Linked DNA regions of Mus musculus: regions 2 and 3 are each linked to region 1. A link is a loop called in an ENCODE intact Hi-C map of the cell type or tissue named here. Cell type or tissue: heart. All regions are shown on one strand.

Region 1 (8,000 bases):
AGATTTTGGGGTGGGCCAACTAGATGCCCTGGATCTGGGCCTGGATGGCAGCTGAGCTGACCAGTATGCTGGCACTTCCTTATCTACCCCACCATGTTGAGTTCTTCAGCACTATGCCAGCTAGGCCAGCCAATGCTGCCATCAGGAGGAGGCAGGGTCAGCTCTCCTGCCCGTGCACCCCCCCCCCCCACTCACACCCACACCTCCAGAGCCAACTCCACTGTGCTATCCAATCAGGACACGGGGCCCAGTCTCCCAAGTGCTATAGCCAGTAGAAGGCAGGCTAGCACTCTCACTAAGAGCACTCGTTGCTCTTGCAGAGGACCTGGGTTCAGTTCCCAATGCCCACATGGTGGCTCACAGCCATGCATATCTCCAGTTTCAAGAGGTCAGATGCCCTCTTCTGACCTGTGTGTGCAATGCACACCCATGGTGCACATACATGCAAGCAAGCAAAACACTCATACACATAAGATAAAAATAAATACATCAACACACACACACACACTTACAAAAGCCTACGCACCCTGGGCCTGGAAAAATAGCACAGCGGTTAAGAGTGTTTGCTGCTCTTGCAGAGGACTCAAGCCCAGCTCCTAGCACCTAAATCACAGTTACTTGGGGCTCTAGCTGCGGGGAATCTGGTGTCTTCTAGCTTTCTCAGGTTCTGCACTTATGTTATGTGCTCATACCCCCACACAGACATACACATAATTTAAAAAATAAAATAAATCTCTGTTTTACTAAACGTTCCCCCCTTTGGTTCTGTCCATCTCAAAACGTGATGCAATGTGTTTATTCATTAGGACTGTTTTAATTTCATTCACTCTAAAATTACTTCCCTTTTTTCTCTCCAATTACCTCCCTGCTCTTCCGATGTACGGTCTTTGTCTAATCGGTCCGTCTGTGTTCTCGCACTGGTGAATCATGCTATCCTCTCATAGTCCCGTCATTTTCGGGCTTCCCCTGGCTCCAGTTCCCACTGCGGGATGGCCTACGTTTTCCGTGCTAGACTTCAGTCAGCCTGCTGCCTCACTATCCACACAGGCTGTTTGCATGGCAATCTGTTATCTCCCAAGATGCAACTGTAACTTCCCTTTCCTGGAACTAGCTACATTTCAGTTCTCAGTAGCCACCTGTGGTTAATGGGCACACCCTTATAGAACAGACTAGCTGTAGAACATGTCTGTAATTCTAGAAAGCTCTGTAGTGTATAGCGTTGGTCTATAGAGTCCTAAAGGTTGCCTTACGAGGACTTTAGATGGGGCCTGGCTATCACATTCTGTCTACAGTTCCTTTTTACATGGGAAGTTTCCTCTGCTCTCAAGGATCACAGGGACCATGAAGGCTGTGCTGGCCATGGCTACCTGTCATGGATATTGTCGTCTTGTGCCGCCCCCACCCCCACCCCGCCCTGTCCCCTCCCCCGAAGCTGTTCTTCATCCTTTCCTTTATAGTTCTTCCACAGATCCTGGAGATTTGTCCTGTCTGCCGACCTCCACCTCCTGCTTCTGGAGACTCCATTCCTTTGCTTCTGTGGTCCCTGTCCTTCTTCAAGTAGACTGTCCTAGAGGACTGGGAAAGGACGGATCCTCAGGAAAGACGCCATGTCTGGGCTCCTCCGTGCCTTGACTGTCCACATGGTCGGATCTTCTTGCACCCTGCTCCCCAAACCACCAAGAACCACAGGCCAAGAAGGCCCCTCCTCATCCGTGTCCAGCCCCGTGAAAGCTGCTCCTAACAGCTGGCTTTCCAGAGGTCCCTGCTGTCCACTGTCCCATCCTCTCCCTGCACACATTCTCTAACAGCCTCTGTGCAAGCTCTCCCTTCGCCCACAGTTCACTGCCCCAGCCACCCTAGTCCCTGTTCTGGTTCACTGCCCATGACCCTTCATTTCCTCTGCCAGCTCACCACCCCCACTATCTCACTGATCCCAGCCCCTCACCCCCCTGCACTAACTAGCTCACTAACCCAGCCCCCCAGTTCCCTGCACTGGCTCACTGCCCACGACCCTTCATTTCCTCCACCAGCTCCTCACTACCCTGTTGGCATATTTTTGAGCTACTTTATTGAGTTCTTATGTCTACCACCCTTCCAGCCCTCATTTCACCCTAACACTAGGTAAGAGAGAAAGAAGGTTAGAGGAGAAAGGGGGTATAGACCACTTTAGACTACTGCTTGCTGACTAGGGGTATTGAGTTTCATGGGGCAAGTCCAACCTGCACTGTCAGAATATCTCCAATCAGCACACCAGCAGAACAATCCAGCAATCCAGCACAGCAAATGCAGCAGCAGGAACCAACAGCAGCCACCGGCTTTCTCAAGAGTCCCCAGAATTCCAAACATAGGCTATCTGCATGTGCCAAAAATCACACCCCTCGATAGAGCATGAGAGAATCATTAGCGGCTGTGGACAATCTGAAGCAGCCACATCCCAACACCTGGGATTAAAACAAAAACATATTCACATAACATAACTGGGTTTTTTAAGAAACCAAAATTCTCACTCTACCACCTCACGGGCTCACTGTCTTCAGCCCCTCACCCCTGCACTTACCCATTGCCCCATCCCCTCACCCCTGCATTTACTCATTGCCCCCTAGCCCCTCACCCCTGCATTTACTCATTGCCCCATCCCCTCACCCCTGAACTTAATCATTGCCCCATCCTCTCACCCCTGCATTTACTCATTGCCCCCAGCCCCACACCCCTGCATTTACTTATTGCCCCATCCCCTCACCCCTGAATTTACTCATTGCCCCATCCCCTCACCCCTGAATTTAATCATTGCCCCATCCTCTCACCCCTGCATTTACTCATTGCCCCATTCCCTCACCCCTGAATTTACTCATTGCCCCATCCCCTCACCCCTGAATTTACTCATTGCCCCATCCCCTCACCCCTGAATTTAATCATTGCCCCATCCTCTCACCCCTGCATTTACTCATTGCCCCATTCCCTCACCTCTGCATTTACTCATTGCCCCAGCCCCTCACCCCTGCATTTACTCATTGCTCTATCCCCTCACCCCTGCATTTACTCATTGCCCCATTCCCTCACCCCTGCATTTACTCATTGCCCCATTCCCTCACGCCTGCATTTACTCATTGCCCCAGCCCCTCACCCCCTGCATTTACTCATTGCTCCAGCCCCTCACCTCCCCTGTACTGTCCTGGTGTCCTCATCTCCCCACCTGCTCATACACTGGCCTACATATGCCCTCAGCTTTCTAAGTCCAGTGTTGACTTGCACCTGTCCCAGAACCTAAAGATCCTGAAGATTGTCACCCCCTCCATGGTCTAACCTCCTCAGATGCCTTCTTAGGTTTTAAAATCAAAGGCTCACACCAGGACAGGCCTCCCCTCCAGTCCTCTGGCCCTAGTGAGCATGTCATAAATGGTTCACATGTGGGTCTTTCATCCCCAGAAGGTCTTCATGGGTCAGATCTGCTGGCCATGGACCTCTGTGAACAGCTGTAGAGGGAGCAAGGGGTAGGGAAAAAGTAAGGAGGCAGCCATCATCCTTCAAAGTAAAGAAACAAAGGCTTTGAGACCTTTCAGGGACTGGCCAAGGTCACCAAGCAGGTGAAACTCAGAGCCCAAACTAGATCAGGGCCAGCAATCTGTCCCAAAGTGGACACAGTCAGAGGTACAAAAAAGAAAGACTCTGCTATGTGGTCCCAAGTTGTGCCTGTGTTTGGCAGGCTGCTGGGTAGGGAGAGGGGTAAGGGGTGGACCCCAATAGGCCATCCATCCATGAGTGCGACTTCTGTCTTCTGTGATGTGATACCACCTGCAGCCACAAGGTGGAGCACCTGCCAGCTCTAAAGCCCTAACTTGTTAAGAGGGATTTGCAGTTTACCATCCCTAGCTCCCTCATCTCCCTCCTGAGCACTGGCTCACTACCCACAGCTCCCATGCCAGGCAGGCAGCTCAGAGCCTGCTTTCTGCCACCCCACAAGACCTGACAAAGCTGTACAGAAGACCCTCTATTGCAGGAGTAGACCCTCCAAGGGTCACAGCCAGAGTTGGAGATGCTGGAGTAGAGCCTTCCACGTGTCAGGTCCTATCACACCCATGTTCCTTCCAAGATGCCTTGTGATGCTGTCATGGGAACAACCTAGAACAGAGTGTACCTAACACATCAGGGTTGGGGTTTCCCCTGAAAAACAGCTGTTACACTGGTGGGGCCTCTGACTTCAGAGTACATTACTTCAGGGCAAGAAAATATGTGAATTGGGTTTCTAGATGACATCTGACCATTTACTGGGCCCCCACTCAGGGAGTGCCTAGAATGGGGAGAGGAACAGGCATTGTGCGCAGACACACATTTATCTGCCTGCCGCCATCAGACTATACAGCCCTCGCTGCTCAGCCTTCTCAACTCCACCTTGCAGACTCTGAGTCCTGATCTCCCACAGGCCGCTGCTGCTGCTTGCCTCTTCAGTGGGAAGAGACTAGGGGCTGAGACCCAGTCCCAGCTGCTGTCTGGTTACAGAGAGCAGCTCGTTCCTGCACCTTACAGTCATGGAAATTAAGGCTCCAGGACAAGATTTCTCAACCTGTGGGTCACAACCCCTTTGGGGAGGGGGTGTCACATATCAGATATCCTGCCTATCAGATATTTGCATTATGATTCATAACACTAGCAAAATTATAGTTATGACATAGCAACAGAATAAGCTTATGGTTTGGGGAGGGGAGGTCACCACAACATGAGGGTTGCAGCATTAGGAAGGTTGAGAACCACTGTTCTCGGGCGTCCAAAGTTTGTGTGAGCCATGTCACATCAAGATCAGTGGAATAAGCCAGGCTTGTCTGATTAACTTCCTGTCCCAGGGAGGTCCTGCCTGTCCCAGGGGAGTCCCGTAATAGTGAGTCCCTCTCCTCTCCTCTCCTCTCCTCTCCTCTCCTCTCCTCTCCTCTCCTCTCCTCTCCTCTCCTCTCCTCTCCTCTCCTCTCCTTTCCCCTCCCCTCCCCTCCCCTCCCCTCCCCTCTCCTCTGACACTCTTCTCTTCTGCTGTGGAAATCAGAAGACAGTGGACACCCAATGTTCCTCAGGTCTCTGACATGAGGCTTTGGGGACCAAGAGGGTCCAGCTGGCCTCAGAGTGTTAACAGGTTCTAGCTACCTTCCTATAGATTCCAGTGAGGCCCAGGGGCTCAGAAGCACCTACTGGTCTGGCTCTGGCCTTTGATAGATATCCCTCTGTATCTAGCTCACTTTGAGCAGAGAAGGTGGGGTCAGTGGATCGCAGTGTGTGCGTGGCCTTTCATATCAGGTGGCTTTTAGGACAGCGGGTGGAAGAGAGATTTCCTTACTGTACAAGGTCAGTTCCTTTTCACCAGGGTGTGGAGTGAGTCTCTGCCTTCTCTGTCTCCACATGGTCATCCCTTTCAGTCTGTGTCCTGATTGTCTTTTGGTAAGAACCAGCCAGATAGCTGGGCAACGGTGACTGACACACGCCTTTGATCCCAACACTTGGGAGGCAGAGGCAGGTGGATCTCCTAGTTCGAGGTCAGTCTGGTCTACAGATTGAGTTCCAGGACAGACAGGGCTACACAGAGGAACCCTGTCTCAAATACTTCCTCCCCACGCAAGAACCACACAAACTAGACTGGAGGTAGCTCATGTGGCCCCATTGGCTTTTCTGGCCTCTGTAAAGACCCTGTCTTCAAATGCAGTCCTGTTCCGAGGTCTGGTATATTAGGACTTCAAATATTCAGATTTGTGAGACACAGTCGGGACCACAATAGCCTTTATCAGTTAATGAGGGGCCATGGTTGTGAGGAGCCTCTGAGTAGGTGGTGGTCATGGTAACCCCAAGTTCTCCTAGGGGTAGTGTCTGTCCAAGTCTGTCTTCTAGAATGTACTTATTGACCAGTTTCATTCTCCACCAGGCAGTGCCTGGGAATGGGTACCCAGTGAATGCTTGTGAGCAGGAGGGGAGGGATTAGAGAAGTCTGGCTCCATTGTGGGGCTCATCCTGGATACTCATGCAAAGAACATTCCTGGGCACCCTCTGGGTTATGCCAGGCTCTGGCTGTTGCGTGTATCTGCTGGTTGTCTTCCTGATGCGGTGATGCTATGGCCTCTGGTGGCTCAGCTTGACCAGAAGCCCCAGCATCTCCCAGGCTCCCTTCCCATCACCATTAACACATGCAGGCTGAACCGGAAACAGCAGAGATGGAGATATGCTACAGGAATAAGGCCAGAGAGGATTCTCCCCTGGGGTCAGGAGCTGAGGGCAGGGCCTGTCTACAGAGGAACAGGAAGCCAGAGAGAGTGACTGGACGTGAGGGGCAGGGCTTCCTGTAACACCTCGCATAGAGCCCTTCTGCAGCTGTGCTGGCTGGCTTCAGGATGTCCTGTGTGATAGTGAGGACCTGCCTGTCATGCCATCCTCATGAGTGCATGTCAGGGACTTACTTTTCTATTGCTTTGATGAGACATTATGACCAAGGTGACTTACAGACAAGTGTCTAATCTGGGACTCCCATGGGTTAGTCCGTTAACTATCACGGCAGGCAACATGGTAGCAGACAGGCAGGCATGGTGCTGGAGCGGTCGCTGGGAGCTTATACCTTGAGACACAGACATGAGGCAGGGAGAAAGTTAACCAGGAATATGGGTTTGTGGAACCTCAAGCACACCAGAAACACACCTCCTCTAGCAAGGCCACACCTTCTAATCCTTCCCAAACAATGTCACCATCTGGGGAACCAAGCATTCAAAATATGAGCCTATGGGGGCCATTTCTCATTCAAACCAACCCACCTTCCATCGAGAGCCTACTCTATAAAGCCAGCTCAGATCATAAAGCCTTTCTGAGGGCAGAGCCCTTCAAAGTAATCACGTGCCACATGGGTGTACTGGGGATTAAGCTTGCAATGCAGGGACTCTGGAGACACACTTTAACTTCAGCAGGGAGGGATCCCTACATGAATGCATCGAACCTCTCCTGGTAGAAGCTGCCCAGCTGAGTTCACAGGAGAAGGGTGGGGAATGACTCCCGAGAACTCTGGCTTCCTGGGAAGCTAGAAACATTTTCTAACTGGGCGACTGGTCAAGGGAGGCTTTGTGGAGCTGAAACTTTGGAGTTAGCTTGGAAGGTTGGGTAGGGCCAGAGTGGAGAGGCTCCCCCCTCCTCCGCGCCCCAGGGAGGATATGGTCTAGGCAATCCTGGAGGCAGGAAAGTAGCACTTGTGCTTGCAGGGGGCGGTGGGGGTGGGGCGACGACCAGAGTCCGGTTTTGCTGTAGGACAGAGAGGAAGCAGGGAAAGCCAGGGGTAGGAGGAACCAGCGAGATTGGTGTGGCATTGGGCTGGGATGCCGCACAAAGGTGACTCAGAGGAGGTTCCTGCCCAAAGTAGCTCTCATCTTGCCAAGACCAAGCCCTGCAGGCAGCTTAGCCTGGCATCTCACACTGCCAGCCAAGAGCCATTGGACAGACCTCATGTTGTGCTACACATGGGCATTGCTTCTCACTCTGCATTCAGAGAGAGAGAGAGCTCACCTACAGGAGCCTCTCTGGATGCCAGCCCCAGACCCTGGGACAAAGGCCTGTCTGGAAGGTAGGCAATGCTGGAGGACAAAAGGGGGCCTGAATCCTGCCCCCACCCACCCCACCCCCCAGAAAGCTTCAGAGTCCTTCAGCATTCCTCAAATCTCCTGGGGTGCTTGAGACATAATAAGGTGGGGGACAGTTCTGGATTGAGAGGGTTGGAGGTGAGGTCGTCAAAGCCCCGCAGTGCAAGCGGGTCATGTGGTCACAGGTCTAATGTGCTGTCTCCACTTGCTGATGCTGAGTTTGCTACAGTCACCCTCGTACCCTACAGTGGACCTCCTAGGTCAGACCCCATACGGTGCTGCAGGTCAGTCCTCCAACCAGGCTAGGGCCTGGGGTTCTGGAGGGTGTGGTCTTTTACCAGGTTCATTAGTTATCTTTCTGGGTCCTTGTCAACCCTGGTTTTTGAAAGGCGAGTCAAAACGGGGGAAGTG
Region 2 (8,000 bases), 71 kb after region 1:
GCCGTGTAGGCACACTTCAAACATACATAGTGCACACTTCCATATACTGCACAACACATACTTGTGTCTTAGTTAGGGTTTCTAGTGCTGGTACAAAACACCATGACTAAAAAGCAAGTTGGGGAGGAAAGAGTTTATTCAGCTTACACTTCCACATAGCTGCTCATCACCAAAGGAAGTCAGGACAGGAACTCAAACAGGGCAGGAAACTTGAGGCAGGAGCTGATGCACAGGCCATGGAGGGATGTTTCTTACTGGCTTGCTTCCATGGCTTGCTCAGCTTGCTTTCTTATACAACCCAGGACCACCAGCCCAGGGATGGCCCCACCCACAATGGGCTGGGCCCTACCCAACTGATCACTAACTGAGAAAATGCCTTTCGGCTGGATCTCATGGATCCATTTCCTCAACTGAGGCTTTTTCCTCTCTGATGACTCTAGCTTGTGTCAAGTTAGCACACAAAACCTACAATGTTTGTAGCCCACATACCCCACAGATACTCATACGCATGTTCACACTGCACCCTGAAGCTGCAGGGACAGCTACTGTGTGCCCGTGGCCCAAGCCAGTGCAGGCTGGGATGGCTGGTATTCCAACACTCCAGAGGAGGGCATACATACATACATGGCTGGCCAGAGAAACAGGATGGAGTCGCCACCCAAGGGATGTGATCCAGGCTGCTGCTGGGGTGTATAGCTCCCTCAGGGTGTGACAGGCAAAGAGACAAGACTCCAACTGAAGGCAGAGTCTGTTAGGCCAGGTAAAGACTTGTGATGACCATGAGCTGAGCTGGAGGCAGGGAGCCAGGGAGGTGACTGGTGTGAACCCAGCCTAACCATATTGGAGTATCACCCAGCTTTGGCCTAGTGTGGATAGAGAGGTGTGTGATATTCTCATTAGTAAGCTATTTTTTTCCCTGGGCTTAAGGATGAAACCAACAATTCTATTAAAATTAATAGGAATGGCGAGAGCCTCTTGCTTATGTGACTTCACTTGCCTGTTGAAAAATAGACCATACACCCATGGGGAAAGCACCTTGGTGCTTGCTGGGCTCTGTCCTCAACAGCCCTCCGGCCTTCAGGGCTTCGGGAGCCGACAGATCCCACCTGTCCCCCGAAGTGCACTTCCACGAGGGCTGCAGGCGTTTGCTTCATGAACTTTGCCTTTGTCCCCTTTAAGGTCCGAGGAGCAGCCAGCACAGCCTCAGCAGCCACCAAAGGGACAGAGCCAGGCCAGCAATGGCACAGGCACAGGTAGGCCCCCCTGGGAAGGGGTGGTTCTCTCCCTAGCCAGGGCTCTCCCATATGGGACTCTCCTGCCACCAAAACTGGGTCAGTGCCCTCACTGTGGCTTAAGTCACCCCGAAGGTGATCTCATTTCCGTGCACAGACATGACGTGTTGTCTAGTTTGGCCAGGCCTCCTGAGAGGCACCAAAAGGCACACACTGGCTTTGCTACGTTCACTCACTGACCTGTTCCCCATGACTAGTCATCCCATGTGGGCACGTCCCCTTGCTCCCTGCCTTAGCGCTCACATCCATCTTGTGACATACTTCAGCTTCTAGAGTTGCCCTTTAGAGGAGAAGGGAGCTCTGTCCTCTGTGTACTTCTTGCAGGTCCTGGCTGCACCCTGACAGACAGTGTCCGTCCAGCATACTGACCATTCACAAGACTCTCCCTCCCTATGCCAGGAAGCTTGGCATAAGCTATGGCTTAGGTCATTGGCTCTGGGCTGCCAGCATCAGGAAGAGGCCCAGAAGAGGAGGCCATTCCTAAGGTTCTCCCAGGTCCAGCCTCACTCCACCCACTGGCAGCCAGCCCCAGTGCAGGTCTGGCAGCTGCATCCCCTGGGAGGTGGCCTCCTCGGGCCATCCGGAGGATCCCTGGCCAGTTCCCAGGCTTAGATGGAGAGCCCTTAGCTTGTGAATCTTGATTACCAGGCCAGGAGCAGCACAGAAGACCCCAAGACCCTTAGTGCTTGGTGGCAGTGAGGCTTGAGAACTCGGGTCACCCAGCTCCTTGCTCCTTCACAGGGGCTGGGGACCCTTTGTCTTCTCATTAAGGTCAGGCCTTTTTAAAAAATTTTATTTATTTATTTATTTTTGATTTCTCGAGACAGGGTTTCTCTGTGTAGTCCTGGCTGTCCTGAAACTCACTTTGTAGACCAGGCTGGCCTTGAACTCAGAAATGTGCCTGCCCCTGCCTCCCAAGTGCTGGGATTAAAGGCGTGCACTACCACTGCCCGGCCTATTTTTTTCTCTTTTAAAAAAAGATCTATTTTTATTTTATACGTACGAGTGTTTTGCCGTCATGTGTGTCTGTACCATATAAGTATCTGGTGCCCATGGAGGCTGGAAGAAGGGGCATAGAATCTCTCGGAACTGGAGTTACAGATGTTTGTAAGCTACCATGTGGGTGCTGGGAATCGAACAAGTGTCCTCTGAAAGATTAGCTGGCACTTCTAGCCACTGAGCCATCTCTCCACCCACAAACCTTACTTTGATTGCGTGGTCTCCAGGTGTGGTGGGCTGTGTGGGACTGTGTGCCTTCTCCACACTGTGGCCCTCGATCACCCTCCAAGACAGGAAGGATGTGGTAGAGGAGAGGGACCACACCCTGGCTCTGCCACATCCTAGATAAATGAAGGAATCTGGTTATCAGGCAGACACCTGCCTCAGTCTATCCCTGGACCTCAGCTGTACCCCTTGGAGCATGAAGCACTGCTTTAGGCCTTTTCCTTCCTAAGAAGCTAGCTCTACGTGTGGCAGAAAACATCCCCCACCCTGGAAGTCAAGCAGGGGCCTTAGGACTTCAGGACCGACTGAAGACCTGCTTCCTACAGGCAGATGGCCATGTTCCCTGGATCCGGCTGGGGTCCACAACCCATAGATAGACCCTGTCAGGTTTTCTTTTTTACATTTTGATTTCATGAGGCAAGGTCTCTCTGTGTAGCCCAGGCTGATCCTCCTGCATCAGGCTCCCTGACCAGTGTTGGGACTTCTGATGTCCCGCATCATGCCCAGCCTGGACTTACACTTTTAAATAGCGTTTTATATATTTAAATGCTTGGGGAAAAAAACACAAGGAAGGTGATTTTCCAGTAACTGAACCGTGTGTCCAGTGTCCATAAATAATCCAATGGAGACACAGGCTGGCCAGTCTTTTGCCTGGCCTTTAGACGGCCTTTGGCTCCCATACAAGCTTCTGTGCCTACCTGGATCCACCTGCAAACCTTGGTGATGGTAATAAAGCCAGATAGGCCTGCAGGCTGTCTGGGTAGCCCCAGAAGACACATATCTCAGCCCACCTACCTTCTCCCCCTACCCCGTAGCCTCCACTCTAGTGACCCATGTCCCTCAACTTTGTTTACATTGACTATTGTCCACTCTCTCTGACTCCACAGCACACCTGGTGTGTTTTCTTTAAGTTTTAATTAATACATGATATCTGTGTTTATGGCACCCCAGGTGTCTGGTGGTGTTTGAGTGCTGCCTGCCAGTCCCAGGCTTTTAAATTATGGTGGAGCAGTGCCCCCTGCAGGCAACTCCACATCTTGTTTTCTTTAGGGTGCAGTCTGGGGGCACTGCCAGGCAGCCTCAGCCCTGGCCTTCTCTTGGGTTGTGAGACACAGCCGATCTCTGTGAGCTCACCTTGGCCAGCAGCTTGGTCTCTGGGCCTTGTAGCCCACTGTGCCCTACACACACTGGCTGGACCCCAGGACCTGGCATGGTGAACTCCCTCAGCCTCTTCCCATGGTCAGACACGGCCTGGACATAAGCCCAAGGTTGCTGGGAATTTGAGGTCTGGAGATTGCTGCGGTCAAGTGTGAGGCTGGAGACATCATGCTTTGGAGGGTCTCTGTGGCTGGGTGGCTATGGCCTGCATCTTTTGGTTTGAACCTAGTGTCTTCAGGGAGCTAAGGCCTTCCTTCACAGGCTCCTCTGGCTGGGCCCTTCACACCTCGCTCCGGAGTGTAGCCTTCACTCCTATAAACCTTTCCCTTATCCCCACCCAGACTGACATTTTCTGTGAGGCCCCATGCCTGCCCTACCTCTCCATCCCACCTCAGGAGGGGCTGTGTAGACCCTGCAGCACCCCTCTCTGATGTCTGCTCCTCCCCACAGAGCGCCGCAGCCAGGGCTTGGCCTCCCGTGTACAGAAGTGGTTCTATGAGAGGTTTGGGGAATACATCGAGGACTTCCGCTTCCAACCAGAGGAGAACACAGTAGAGACGGAGGAGCCCCTCAGCGCCCGCAGGTAGGGGCGCCTCACCGAGACCAAGGGTCTTCATGCTAGGACCAGGGCCCCGCACTAAGCATCAGTGGGCCAGTCAGTCTTGATATCCTGTGGAAGGGGCTGCCACAAGCTCCTAAAGACCCCCTGTGCCTATGTTTCTGGGCCACCTCCTCGGAGGGGCTCGTGGGAAAGTAGAATCATGTCCCATCCATGTTGACTGACTTGTGCTTTGTGACAAAAGTCACGTGAGGGTTGTGTGTGCCCGGTGTCCATCGTGGGGGTTGGATCACTTGACGGTTCATGGACCGGGTCCGTAGACAGAGGCTCCCCATAAGCAGACGTTCTCATGGGCCCCAGGGGTTCTAGAGAGCCAGACCATCAAGGTGCCTCCTGAGCTGCAAGGGTACCCAAGGGCACTCAGTACTGTGCTCTGGTCACTGTGCATTGTCTCCAGGCTCCTGAGGGTCCCAGGCACTTGGATGTCCTCCTTGCTGCCCTCATACTAGTTAGTAGTGGTGTTTTCTCAGAGTGGCATGCTGAGCTGTTGGTGACTTCACACTAAGACTGACTCTCTCTTTCTCTCTCTCTCTCTCTCTCTCTCTCTCTCTTTCTCTCTCTCAGGTTAACTGAAAACATGAGAAGACTGAGTAAGTACTGTGGGTCTTGGCATGAGGGAGGAGGAGGGGGGAGAAGGAGGAGAGGGGGAGGGGAGAGAGGAAGGAGGAGATGGGGAGGACAGAAGGAAGGAGGAGAGGGAGGGGTAGAAGGAGAGGAAGGGAGGGGGAAGAGGAGAGGGAGGAGGAGGGGAAGGAAGAGAAGAGAGGGGAGGAAGAGAGGGAAAGGGCGAGAAGAGAAGGGAAGAGGGGAGGGGAGGGGGAAGAGGAGGGGGAGGAGAAGGAGACAGAGAAAGGGAAAGAAGAGAGGGGGAGGGGTAGAAGGAGAGAGGGAGGGGAGGGGGGAGAAGAGAGGGAAGGAGGAGTAGGCAGGGGGAAAGGGGAGGGGGGAGAGGGGAGAGGAGAGGGGAGAGGGTAGCCTCTATGATTGTGAGCTGAATAGAACTCTCTAGAAAAGCATTTAAGGGCAACTCCTCCCCCATCCTCCCTGAGACAAAAACTTGTGGTGTTGTGTGCCTGGGACACACCACCTTCAGGCCCAACCGAGCGTTGAACCTGCTCTGATCAACTTAGAATTTACAGCAATGGTTCTCAGTGGTTCTCCTGCTGCTGCAGCCCTTTAATACAATTCCTCATGTTGTGGCGACCCCCAACCATAAGATTATTTTGGTTGCTACTTCATAACTGTAACTTTTACTACTGTTATGGATCATAAGTATCTGTGCTTTCGGATGGTCTTAGGTGACCCCTATGAAAGGGTCATTCTTCGACCCCACCCCCAAAGTGGCTCCCACCACAGTTCGAGAACCACTGATGCAGGATGAAATACGGCTCTGTCCTCTGATATTCCTTCAGCCCCTCAGAGTGCAGACAGCAGCTGTCCTCACTGTTTCTTCCCTTCCCCATCTCCTGCTACTTGTGGGCTGCACTGGGGGCAGGTGGCATCTCCCTATGGGGACCGCAGTCAGTAGTCAGGAGGGACACTGGCAGCAGGGGCCTCAGGGGGTTGGGTCTCGCACCCAATGCGACCCGTGAGCTGACTTTGCTTCTGCCTTGGGGGCCCGCCTGACCCTGCTTGCTTGTGTGCTACAAGGCAGGCCAGCACTGTGCTGACTGTGCGCTGTCTGCTCTGTCCCCAGAGCGCGGTGCCAAGCCTGTCACTAACTTCGTGAAGAACCTGTCTGCCTTATCTGACTGGTACTCCATCTACACCTCCGCCATCGCCTTCACGGTGAGTGAGTGTTCTCCCAGGCTGAGTCAGGCCAGCGGGACGCCTGGACCAGTCTTCTCCGTGAGACCCCTAGAGGGCAGCCCCTCCTTTGGACTCTAGGCGTGATCCACTTCAGTCCCTCTGTCAGCTATATGGGTGTGTGCAATGGCGAGCCTCCTCATCAGCTAGCAGAACCCAGGCATGGGAGTGACGCTGGGGACGAGCAAGACCTCTTCCTGGGGCCCCACCTCACACAGAGCAGCATCCCTGTCTGTTGCCTGCCTGAGTGGAGCTCTCTCTTAAACTGGAAGCAGCCTTCCCAACCGCCCCATCCCACATGTCCTGGCTCCCTGGACATTAGTTGAGCAGGGCCTCGTCTCCCTTATTGCTGGGAGGAAGCAGGCATGACACAGCGTGTACCAGAGCTCTGTTTGCACGTCCCTCACCTTCCAACACATCCCTAACCACGCTCCTCACATCTCACCCTCAGGTATACATGAATGCTGTGTGGCACGGCTGGGCCATCCCCATGTTCCTGTTCCTAGCAATTCTGAGGTTGTCCCTCAATTACCTCATCGCCAGGTAGGTGACCTGGGCTCTTGCATGGGTGCATTACACACATGGCCTTGCTGGGTGGCCTGCTTCTCCATACTGTTGCGACACAAGCTATGCCATGCAGTCATTTTTGTGGGTGGTCCCCTGAGAGGCTCTGGAGACCTTAGGGGACAGGCAGTGGGTGGCTTAGCTTCGGTACAACCCCAACCGCCTCCCTGGGGTGTTGCATGTTTGGCAGGAAGTTCTCCCCAACCCTGGGGTGGGTGGGCAAAACTACAGGGTGCTGCACCCCCACGAATGCCCAATGGTTGTTGGTTATAAGAAGGAAGCGTTGAGCAGGCAAGGTTAGAATGCAGTGTTAGCTGCACGCACACGCACACCTCCATGGAGGCACTTCATTCCAAGGCTGAGGCCGCTCCCACTGTCACTCTGTGTCCCCACTGAACATCCCTATCTGGAGAAGCTGCGTCTCCTGGGTTGGGCTTTCCCTGTGGTTGCTCCTAGCAGTGAACATTAACCTTTTGCCTTGGCTTGAGGTAGAGTCCTTGACTCCAGATTTCCTCTCAGCCCCTGAGAAGACGACAAGTCCACATACCAGTCAGTCTTTGCCATCCACTTCTGTGCCTGTCTCGGGAATTGACTTGAAAATGATTTTTGTAGGAAACGCTGAAATGCCTCTGAAGGGGTCTTAAGTCCCCATTAGTCCACAGCCCCTAATCAGCATCAATCTGCTAAGAGGCATTCATTGCTGATGTCAATAAAACTTTATTAACAGACCAGTCAGTAGGCATGGTAAGATCAAACAGGCATTGTTGGGCTTCTCCGTACCCACAAAGGCTGCCACTGCACAGGCACCAGCAGAGGAGAAACCAGCATGGGGTGGCCAGTGAGATCTCAGAGCCAAGCAGCCCAGCCTCTGGGGTCTCTCCTATGTGTACATCCCTGAAGGAGCAGATGGCCCCTACTCTAGCTGGCAACTCACTGGTAGCTCAGTGTCGTTCCCCCAAAGGTGACGTTGTTCTCATGGTTGTGGTGGCTCCTGCTTTTCAGGGGCTGGCGGATACAATGGAGCATTGTGCCGGAAGTGTCTGAAGCTGTGGTGAGTCCTGGGGGTGGGGGGGCAGTCTGTCCCTCTGTCTTAACCAGTCAGAACTTATAACCTGGGGCTACATCATGGGGAATCCACGTAAGCATCCTGCCTTGCCAGGTGCCAGGCATGCCAGCCCTGAGCTCCAGGAGGCTACCCACTCAGACACTCAGCTGGATCAATCTTCGACATCTAGAAGCAGATTGCCCCCGCCCATCTGTCCTGGCTGACCTTTTCTACCTGGGATTGATGTAGGGGCAAGAAGGGAATTATTATAGCCCCCATATAGCTAGTAGAT
Region 3 (8,000 bases), 81 kb after region 1:
GCAAGCAGAATCTATCCAATGCAGCACTGCACTGAAAGGGGCCTGTGGGAGCTACACCCTACTTTTTTCAGAGTGGGTAGAGCCTATCTGTCAGTTTGCAGCTGGTATAGGCAGGCAGGCAGGCCAGTGTGTCCCATACCAGCAGCGGGTCCAGCTGCCTCTTGCTAGAGCCTGACCAGGACTGTGTGCTGTTGGCAGCTGCAGACAGCCTCATCACGGAGCTACGTCTCCAGTGCTCCAGCTGGTCTGAGTAAGGACGAAGATGCTGGACGCTTTCACAGCACCAAGAAGGGGAACTTCCACGAAATCTTCAACTTGACTGAAAACGAGCGCCCGCTAGCAGGTAAGCACGCGATGAGCCCTTGACCCAGCCCGTCATGGAGTAGAGGGAAGACTAGGGCAGGGGGTCTCAGCCCACACAGGAGACCCCGCCTCCAGGACAGACTGAAGAAAAGGCCCAAACTTACTTCACAGGAGAGGTGACATAAGAGTGTGGGGTCGTGGATTGTTCCAGGGATCAGGAGGAGGCGTGACATCATAGTCCCTGAACTGTGTTTTCAGTGTAGATTCAGGCGAGCCTCCTCGAAGCAAGAATCCCCAAAGAGTGGGGCTCAGCCCTGCCTGCCCACTTGCTGGGAATTCTCATATCATTAGCATCAAGGTACCAACCTGATGCCAGCCCAAGCGTGCCCTGACACTTTGGCTTGAGGGTACAACCTGTCACAGATACCTCAAGACTGGGTTGTCCAGTCAGCCTTCTGGAAAGGTGTCCAGTAAATGCCTGAGATGCGGAGTCTCCTCCTCTGCTGCAGGCTTGGTGTAGGGAAAGCTGCCATAAGTCAGTAAGGACTGCAGTTTGGTTTGGTTACCGTCAGAGGAAAGCCCCCGTCGCCCTGACACTAGGCGACCTCACTCCTAACAGGCCTCCTTCCCCACCCCTTCCGTGGACTCTGTGTGTATTCCCGGTGCTGGGATGGAACCAGGGCTGGCCTGTGCCGGGTGAACACTATGTCACCATCAGCCCACACTTGGACCTGCTCTGCTGGTCCCTCGTGGATGTGGTTACATCTTTAACAAGTTGGTGCTGCCAGGCACCAGCCTAGGTCAAGGCCCAGGTATTCCCAGAGGAAGGAAATCCCAGGTCTGTTTCCTCTATCAGTGTGCGAGAATGGCTGGCGCTGCTGCCTCATTAACCGAGACCGGAAGATGCCCACGGACTACATCAGGAACGGGGTTCTGTATGTGACAGAGAAGTGAGTGATGCCACAGGCCCAAGCACGACTGTCGGGGAGGAAGTGGGAGAGGGTCTTCCCCGGGTCCCAGACACACGCCCAGGTCCAGCAAGCAGGTTCCGCAGTGCTCTGGCCCAACCTCTGTTCCACACTCTGCCTAGCTCTCTGGACTTCCTAACTCCATTCCCTGGCCAGCCCTGCCCTCCCTTGGGCTCATGAATTCTCTCATTTGGGATGCTCGTGTGGGGTTCGTGGCTATTCAGATGGACAAGGGGTAGAATCTCTCAGAAAGTGGGCTTTATAGTGACCTTTGAGGGTCCAGTCCATGTGGCTTGCTGTCTGAGGCTAGGCTAACGGTAGCTTTGGCCTTTCTCCACTCCATGGGACTATAAAGCACTTTGTCCATGCTATGCCTCAGCACCTTGTGAGATCTGAGGGAGGGCTACAACAGGGGTAGGGTACATAAATGGCCATCCTCATGGGACCCTTTACCATCCTGTCCCCCACACCTGCAGCAATAGTCATAGCCCCAGGTCCCTACCTGTTCACCCTGTCAAAGGAGTCTGCCCAGGAAAGCCTGGTGGGGCCTCAGGACACCTCCCTGCCACTCCTGTTAGCAGAAAGGCCTAGCTGTAGCACAGAGAAGTTCAGTTTCTTCCAGATGCTGAGTGTGGTGGGTCACCGACCATCCACGGGGGCTGTGGAGGCTGTCGGGGAGGACCCTACTTAGCAGGAGCCCCTCTGGCCCAGCGGCCACCCCACACCTCTGCATTTCCTCCCCCTCTAGTTACCTGTGCTTCGAGAGCTCCAAGTCTGGGTCATCAAAGAGGAACAAGGTGATCAAACTGATGGACATCACAGACATCCAGAAGGTGTGTGCCTGCCCGACCCGCCTCGCTCACAGCCTGGGGAGTCAGTAGATCACAGAGATGGGGAGGTTTGCGGGGATGAGCCCAGGGCTGGGGGAGGTGTGATCTTCTGAGATAGTTAAGTACCTTGGGCCACAGTGCAGTCTCCCTTCTCCCATGTCCCTGGGAGTCACCATCTGGCCCAGTCAGTATGATACATGCAGAAAGGAGCAAGAGCGACGTCTGCCTGACATGTTGGACTCACACCCCCACCACCCCCACCCTGCTTCTCGGATCTCATGTAGTCCAGGCTAACCCTGAAGTCAGTTTTTTGTTTGTTTGCTTGTCTTGGATTTTTTGTTGCTGTTGTTGTTATTGTTGTTGTTCGTTTGTTTTTGTGTACACTGCCGGGAATCAAACCCAGGGCTTCGTACGTGTTAATCAAGCAAGCTATCAGCTGAGCTACATCCCAGCCCTTGCTGTGAAAAGAGACTCAGACCTTCCACCTGGGTCCGAGACGATCTCCCCCTCCTCCCCCGCCCCCGCCCCAAGAAACGTTAGGGTTCTGCCACAGGCACTTGTACACGTGGAGTGAGGCTTAGCGGTTTCCCCACGGGTTGGTTTGTAGAGTACACAATGTCTGGAGGGGTTGGGGAGTGGAGCAGAGGAAAACTGAAGGTTCAGAGGAATGCTTCCCCAACGAAGTAGCCTGGGTCCAAGCTGGCAGTAGTCAAGAATGGTCCTAGTACAAGACAGGGTCCCTCTCTTGCCTTGGCTCAGGCCATGGCTATCTACTTACTCCCCGAGGTAACAGTCAGGTAACCAGAAAGCACACAGTCAGGCCAGGGCCAAGATCGTCCTAGCCTATCCTTAGGGACCAGCCATGCTGACACATGCCTTACACAGACTATCAGTCACACCGGGAATTGCGGGGAGGGCACCACAAAAATCAAAAGACACAGCCTTTTACCTCCTGTTGCTAGGATGTCCTAGGCCTGCCTCTGCAGGTTTGGTGTCCTTGTACCTGACCTGTAGGAGTGTATCCTGTAGGAGGAGAGCGTCCTGGACGAGTGGGGACTAGCATCACCCCTGTCCTTAGGAGAAGCTGGTGGCCCGGTGGCAATGGTTGTACTCTTTCATTTCAGTATAAAGTCTTGTCTGTCCTCCCTGGCTCAGGCATGGGAATTGCTGTTTCTACACCATCAACCCAGAAAGTAAGTACCCAGCAGGTGACAGCCCCCACCCCCACCCCTATCCCTGCCCCTGGCCAGGGGACCGGAGTGAGCCTCCCTGGGATGTGGTTTCAGCTTGAGGGGAAGCTCTCTTCCCCCTCAACACAGGACCCTACTCCATGGACACAAGGTCCAGAAAGCTTAGCTTGGGTGGGCGCCATACAGTTACAGGAGGCCCAGAGGGAACGGATCCTGCAGCCATTCAAGAAGAAAAGGCTGGGTCCTCGGGCTAGAGTCCTCTGGGTGAAAAGAGTATCTGGCCATCTGCCAGGCTGTCTACACCCTGCCAAGCTGCTGCCCTTGTCTGATAGGGGCCATAGTAGCCCCCCCAGCCTGGCTATGAAGCGCACATCCCCCCCACAATCCATTTCTTCTCCACCAGCCCCTGGTGTTCGGTGCCATGGTGCACAGAGATGAAGCCTTTGAGACCATTTTCAGCCAGTATGTGAAAATCACGTCTGCAGCGGCCTCTGGCGGTGACAGCTAGTATTGACTCTGGGGTGTTGCTGGAATCCTTTCCAACCGCTGGCTGGAGGAGCGGACATCCTCGCAGTCTTCGGCAATAATTCTCCTGGACTGTGGCTGGTTATATTGGCCTAGGCTCTGCAGACCAGAAGGGCTGGAACTCACATGGAACGGTGCCGGGCTGGCCCGTGCCAAGCGCATGAAGCACCTTCATGACCACCTGTGGACACAGGTGGGCAGAGGATCCTCTTAACCAGTCTGAAGGATGGCACACAAGACACTGGTCCTCAGGCCCTGCTAAGCACAGCCCCTCACTCTCCTTCCCGGCCTGGGTGCAGACCCAGCCCCTGCCATCCTGAGAGGCTCCTTGGTCTTATGACCCCTGTTCTTCAGAGGCTTTTTCCACCAAAGCCATAGCTGGGAATGGTTGTGGCCCCTTCCTGCAGGGGTGGTAAGATGGAGAGAATGGTGGGGAGGCCCCTCTCCAGTGAAGAAATGGCCAGTCATCTCACCCAGCCCTCAGACCCTCCTTCCACGTTGGACCTGCTGTGGGCACTCCGAGGCTGTGGGTAGGGCCTCTTAGGGCTTGGTGTTTTGGGGGTACCTGCCCCTCCATCAGTGTCTGGGCATGAGTTATCACTCATCTGGCTCGTCTTGGCCTGACACTCCAGCTAAGAGGTCAGGCCAGTGGTTGGTGTCCTGTGAGGGCCCAGACTGGCGTAGTGTCGGCAAAAGCACACCTTTTTAACACTTGGCTCTTTGGAAGGTTTCGGGGCGAGCATTCTCCACCCTGCTGTTAAGTGAGAGACTCCATGGTCATCTGGCTGGCGTTTGGCCTCCAGGCTGCAGTCACTCTGGAGTTATGGGAGGACCCTGTGCCACAGCAGACAGCTGTGGGCAGAGCCTAGAGGTTAGGGGCCAGAGTTGCCTTGTCCTCTAACATCTAACAGTATTTATTGTCTCTTACTGCACGCTCTGCAGGGGTAAGGCACATCCCATCCCACCCATGCTCCCTGCCCCGACAAAGGTGGAGACTTCACAGGTGGGCGATCTTGCAGGCCTGGGCCTCTGGGGGGGGCAACCACGACGCCACCTGTGAATCTCCCAGGTGGACCACTCTTGTCTCCTTCAGCTTGTCCCGAGTCCTTCAGATGTCACTGAGATTGCTTTTTTGAAGAAACAGAAGATTATATTTTTTACAGAGAGCAAGCTGTCTTTCTTATTTTTGTACCATTTTTCAAATGTAATTTTTACCTTTGCTCCAACGCTCGTTTGCCGGCGTAGGTGTGAGGCCCGGTGGCTTGGGCTCATGACACCTCATTCCCAGGGGACTTCAGGCCACACACTGGGGGTGGGAAGGGCTTGCCAGGCAACCAGATCAAGCACACATACCACTCCAGATGCGTAGCAGAGGCCACACAGCTCCAGGTACATAGACGGAGGAGTCTGGATGGGGAGGCGGGACCCTCGACCCAGGGCCGTGGCTTGGGCCCCTGGAATATGCTTGTGCTATGAAGAGCACGGAATCAGAGAAGGAGCACCCCAACGTGCCAGAGGGAAGGCAACATGGCCTCTGACCTGTCCGTGAGGATGGCTTCATGGGTGATAGCCACACATGGTGGCTAACACTTCATGGACCCTGGCGGTGCCTGGGTTGTGAGTGTTGCCACCCCGGTGTGCTACAGAGAGGCCTTAAGCAGGGAAGGCTTTCAGGGTGGAATACGTGGTTTAGTTTGAGTCTCTTTCTTTGGGAAAGAGAGATGAAGACTGACCATGGGTCAGGGCAGTAGGTCAGGGAGGTGGCCCCAAGTTCTACCATTAGCCACCGGCAGATCTTTGAGTAGAGCTTAGGGGGTCAGGGCTGGGCCAGGGGCCTATGTAGCTTCTAGGCATCCTTACAGAGACACTGGGGTTTGTACTGGATTGTGTGATCTGGGCAGGTGTTTAATTGCTCACTAATCACTGACCTAGAATGTTCAATTTTGTATGTGTGAAGCTTGAGTCTGTTTTGGATCTGTACATAATTGTTGCTGGTGTAACTTTTGTTCTACAAAAGGATCATATTCTATAAAGAACTGATAGGAAAAAAAATCCTCTGTCACTTTTTTTTTTAAAAAAAGAAAACCTTGTTTAGATACAAAGTCTTGTATAAATTATAATTTTTATTTAATAAACCTAAAATGCTCTGTGCTGAGTCTGAGGAATCCTTTGTTCTTAGCTGAGTGTGTAGATGTTGGTTGGTAGATCAGCTGGGTAACTCTCAGGTCTATACCATACCAGAGTCTTCGTGGCCACTAGTGCCATTTGGGTCGAGCACAAAACTGTCTATGAGACTGAAGGCTTGGGTATGAAATGGGATGGGGAGTGGGTGCTGATTGCTCTACTGCGCCCCCTGGTGTGAGGGAAGCTAGGAGCAGGAGGTAGTCCTGGGGATCCCAGAAGACAGACCGGAAAAGTAGCTGGCCCTGGGTGTGTGAGGGGGAGTCTGGACCAGGCAGTGCCTTGGGGTTGCAGTGTTGGCCTTGGCTCCATTGAGCTGTGGTCTCTGCCACCCTGGGATTCTGAACAGAAGGGTCTCTGGCAAAGCTGTGACTTTATTGATTCAGATACTGACATTGGGCACAGGGGAGATACGAGAAAACCTGGGAGTCAAAACCCAGATGGGCACACGGTTGGTGCCTGGCCCCACCTCTGCCCCAAATGAGCGGCCAGTAAGCTGCCCAAACATCTTTGGAAAGGGGCTACAGGGCCATAGGACGGGCACTGCACGTTCTGTGCATTCACCCACACATCATCCCGCTACTGGCCCATCCTGACATCTATCCACACTTCATACACATGTACTTCATCCATCCATCTTCTCTCTATCCATAACATATACCATCCACCCATCCACCCATCCATCCATCCATCCATCCACCCACCCACCCACCCATCCACCCATCCATCCATCCACCCACCCATCCATCCATCCATCCATCCATCCATCCATCCATCCATCCATCCATCCACCTACCGTCCTATCCATCCAACCATCCATTCATAGCACACACTGGCTTTGGTGCTGTGCCATAGCATAGTCAGAGTTCCCTTGGAACTTGGCAAATAGAATACTCTCAGCTCTCCCGAGAGCTCATCCCACCATTTGATCCTAATCACTCCTCTTTCACCCTCTCTGTGCCTCTGCAGTTGTCCTTCCTGAGCCTGTGGCACGACCTCTCAGCTGTATAACGCCACCATGCCTAGTCCTGTTTGAGGTGCTCATCTGGTTCCCTTAGGCCAGGCAGAGTGTCTGAAGGCGCAGTGCATGCAGACCCCAATACATGCTGCTGTGGCTGGCTCTACAGAGACAGCATTCATGCTCTACTCAGCATAGCTGTACCATATGAGCACAGCTGTATCCGTGCGGTTCCTTCAGGCTAATGGCAGAGCCTACTAGCTAAATAACAATGCAATGGGAGACACACACCAGGTGACACAAGGAGGGTCTGCTCAAATGTTAAAATGTCAGCAGAGTGACCCAGGAGGGTGGGGGTGGGGTGGGGGGAGCAGATAAGTCAGGAAGAACACCATGAGTATTTAGGGTGGCATTCAGTTTCTTAGCAAAAATTCATTAAACTGTGTTTTCATTTCTCTTTTTTTAAAAAAAAATCTGCATTGAAAAGAACTTGTAAATGAGGATGAGGGGAGGCCATAGTCTGCCCAAAGTAACTTTATTATTATTTTTTTTGTCTTCTCAAATATACCAGATCAAATATGCCACTTTCTAATCTTGAAGCCAGCAAGACCAGGAGGCATAATTGGGCCATTCTTGTGTCAGTGCTCCCAGTCAGTGCTCCCAGCTCCAGGAGATTGCATTGGCTGAAGCATCCTCTGGGAAACCAGCCGCTCCCCGGTCCCCGTTCCCACTACTTAGTTTCCATAAACAAAAATAAGTTACAGCTTATGACTGTTGCCTAATTGGTATGCACCAGTGGGAGTTAAAACATGGGCCAGACCCTAACAGGATCCTAAGTTGCCACTGTCTAACCTTTACCCCTGTTTTTTCCTCCTAAAATACCTAAGACCCGGGAAGTTTGGGGTATTGCATCTAAAAAGCATCATGAAGACTGTCTACTGCTTGTGAATGTCAGCACGCCCCCCCCCCCAATCCTGCGCAGCCGTGTCAAGGGCCCTAAGTGTCTGACACTCATGATGCTCCATGACTGCGCCGGGGTTGGAGA

The links. Peaks named below come from ENCODE experiments on the same cell type or tissue, not always from the same donor. Only the 100,000 strongest peaks of a DNase experiment are listed, where the experiment ranks them.
Region 2: a loop joins it to region 1, with 4 times the contacts of the local background. A loop is called at or near these places in 38 of 42 quality-filtered maps.
Region 3: it touches region 1 in a loop (4-fold over the local background); 38 of 42 quality-filtered maps call a loop at or near these places.

Annotation. Positions count from the first base shown.
Region 1 is chr15:86,050,259-86,058,258 of GRCm38, forward strand. Gm41375 (a long non-coding RNA gene) reads right to left here. Exons shown (of 3, transcript XR_875536.2): 2 at 6,472-6,583; 3 at 3,309-3,473. It also overlaps a transcript of Gramd4 not described here. Among named protein-coding and RNA genes, the nearest start is that of Gm41375, 4.4 kb to the right of the region's middle. In heart, a CTCF peak has its summit at 289 (motif pointing right); DNase peaks (open chromatin) are centred at 123, 3,993, 6,163, 7,383 and 1 weaker place; H3K4me3 peaks cover 373 bases; H3K27ac peaks cover 1,172 bases; H3K27me3 peaks cover 595 bases.
Region 2 is chr15:86,121,000-86,128,999 of GRCm38, forward strand. It overlaps Gramd4 (GRAM domain containing 4), which reads left to right. Exons shown (of 19, transcript NM_001379572.1): 5 at 1,180-1,253; 6 at 4,125-4,257; 7 at 4,858-4,883; 8 at 5,990-6,081; 9 at 6,551-6,642; 10 at 7,666-7,714. Among named protein-coding and RNA genes, the nearest start is that of Gm15722, 34 kb to the left of the region's middle. In heart, CTCF peaks have their summits at 1,806 and 3,548 (motif pointing left); DNase peaks (open chromatin) are centred at 1,762, 3,598 and 6,767; H3K27ac peaks cover 349 bases.
Region 3 is chr15:86,131,656-86,139,655 of GRCm38, forward strand. Gramd4 (GRAM domain containing 4) reads left to right here. Exons shown (of 19, transcript NM_001379572.1): 15 at 199-343; 16 at 1,160-1,253; 17 at 2,020-2,104; 18 at 3,226-3,294; 19 at 3,695-5,971. The coding sequence ends at 3,799. It overlaps Cerk (ceramide kinase), which reads right to left. Exons shown (of 13, transcript NM_145475.4): 13 at 7,446-8,000. Among named protein-coding and RNA genes, the nearest start is that of Gm15722, 44 kb to the left of the region's middle. In heart, CTCF peaks have their summits at 3,791 and 6,170 (motif pointing left); DNase peaks (open chromatin) are centred at 2,930, 3,786, 5,161, 6,183 and 2 weaker places.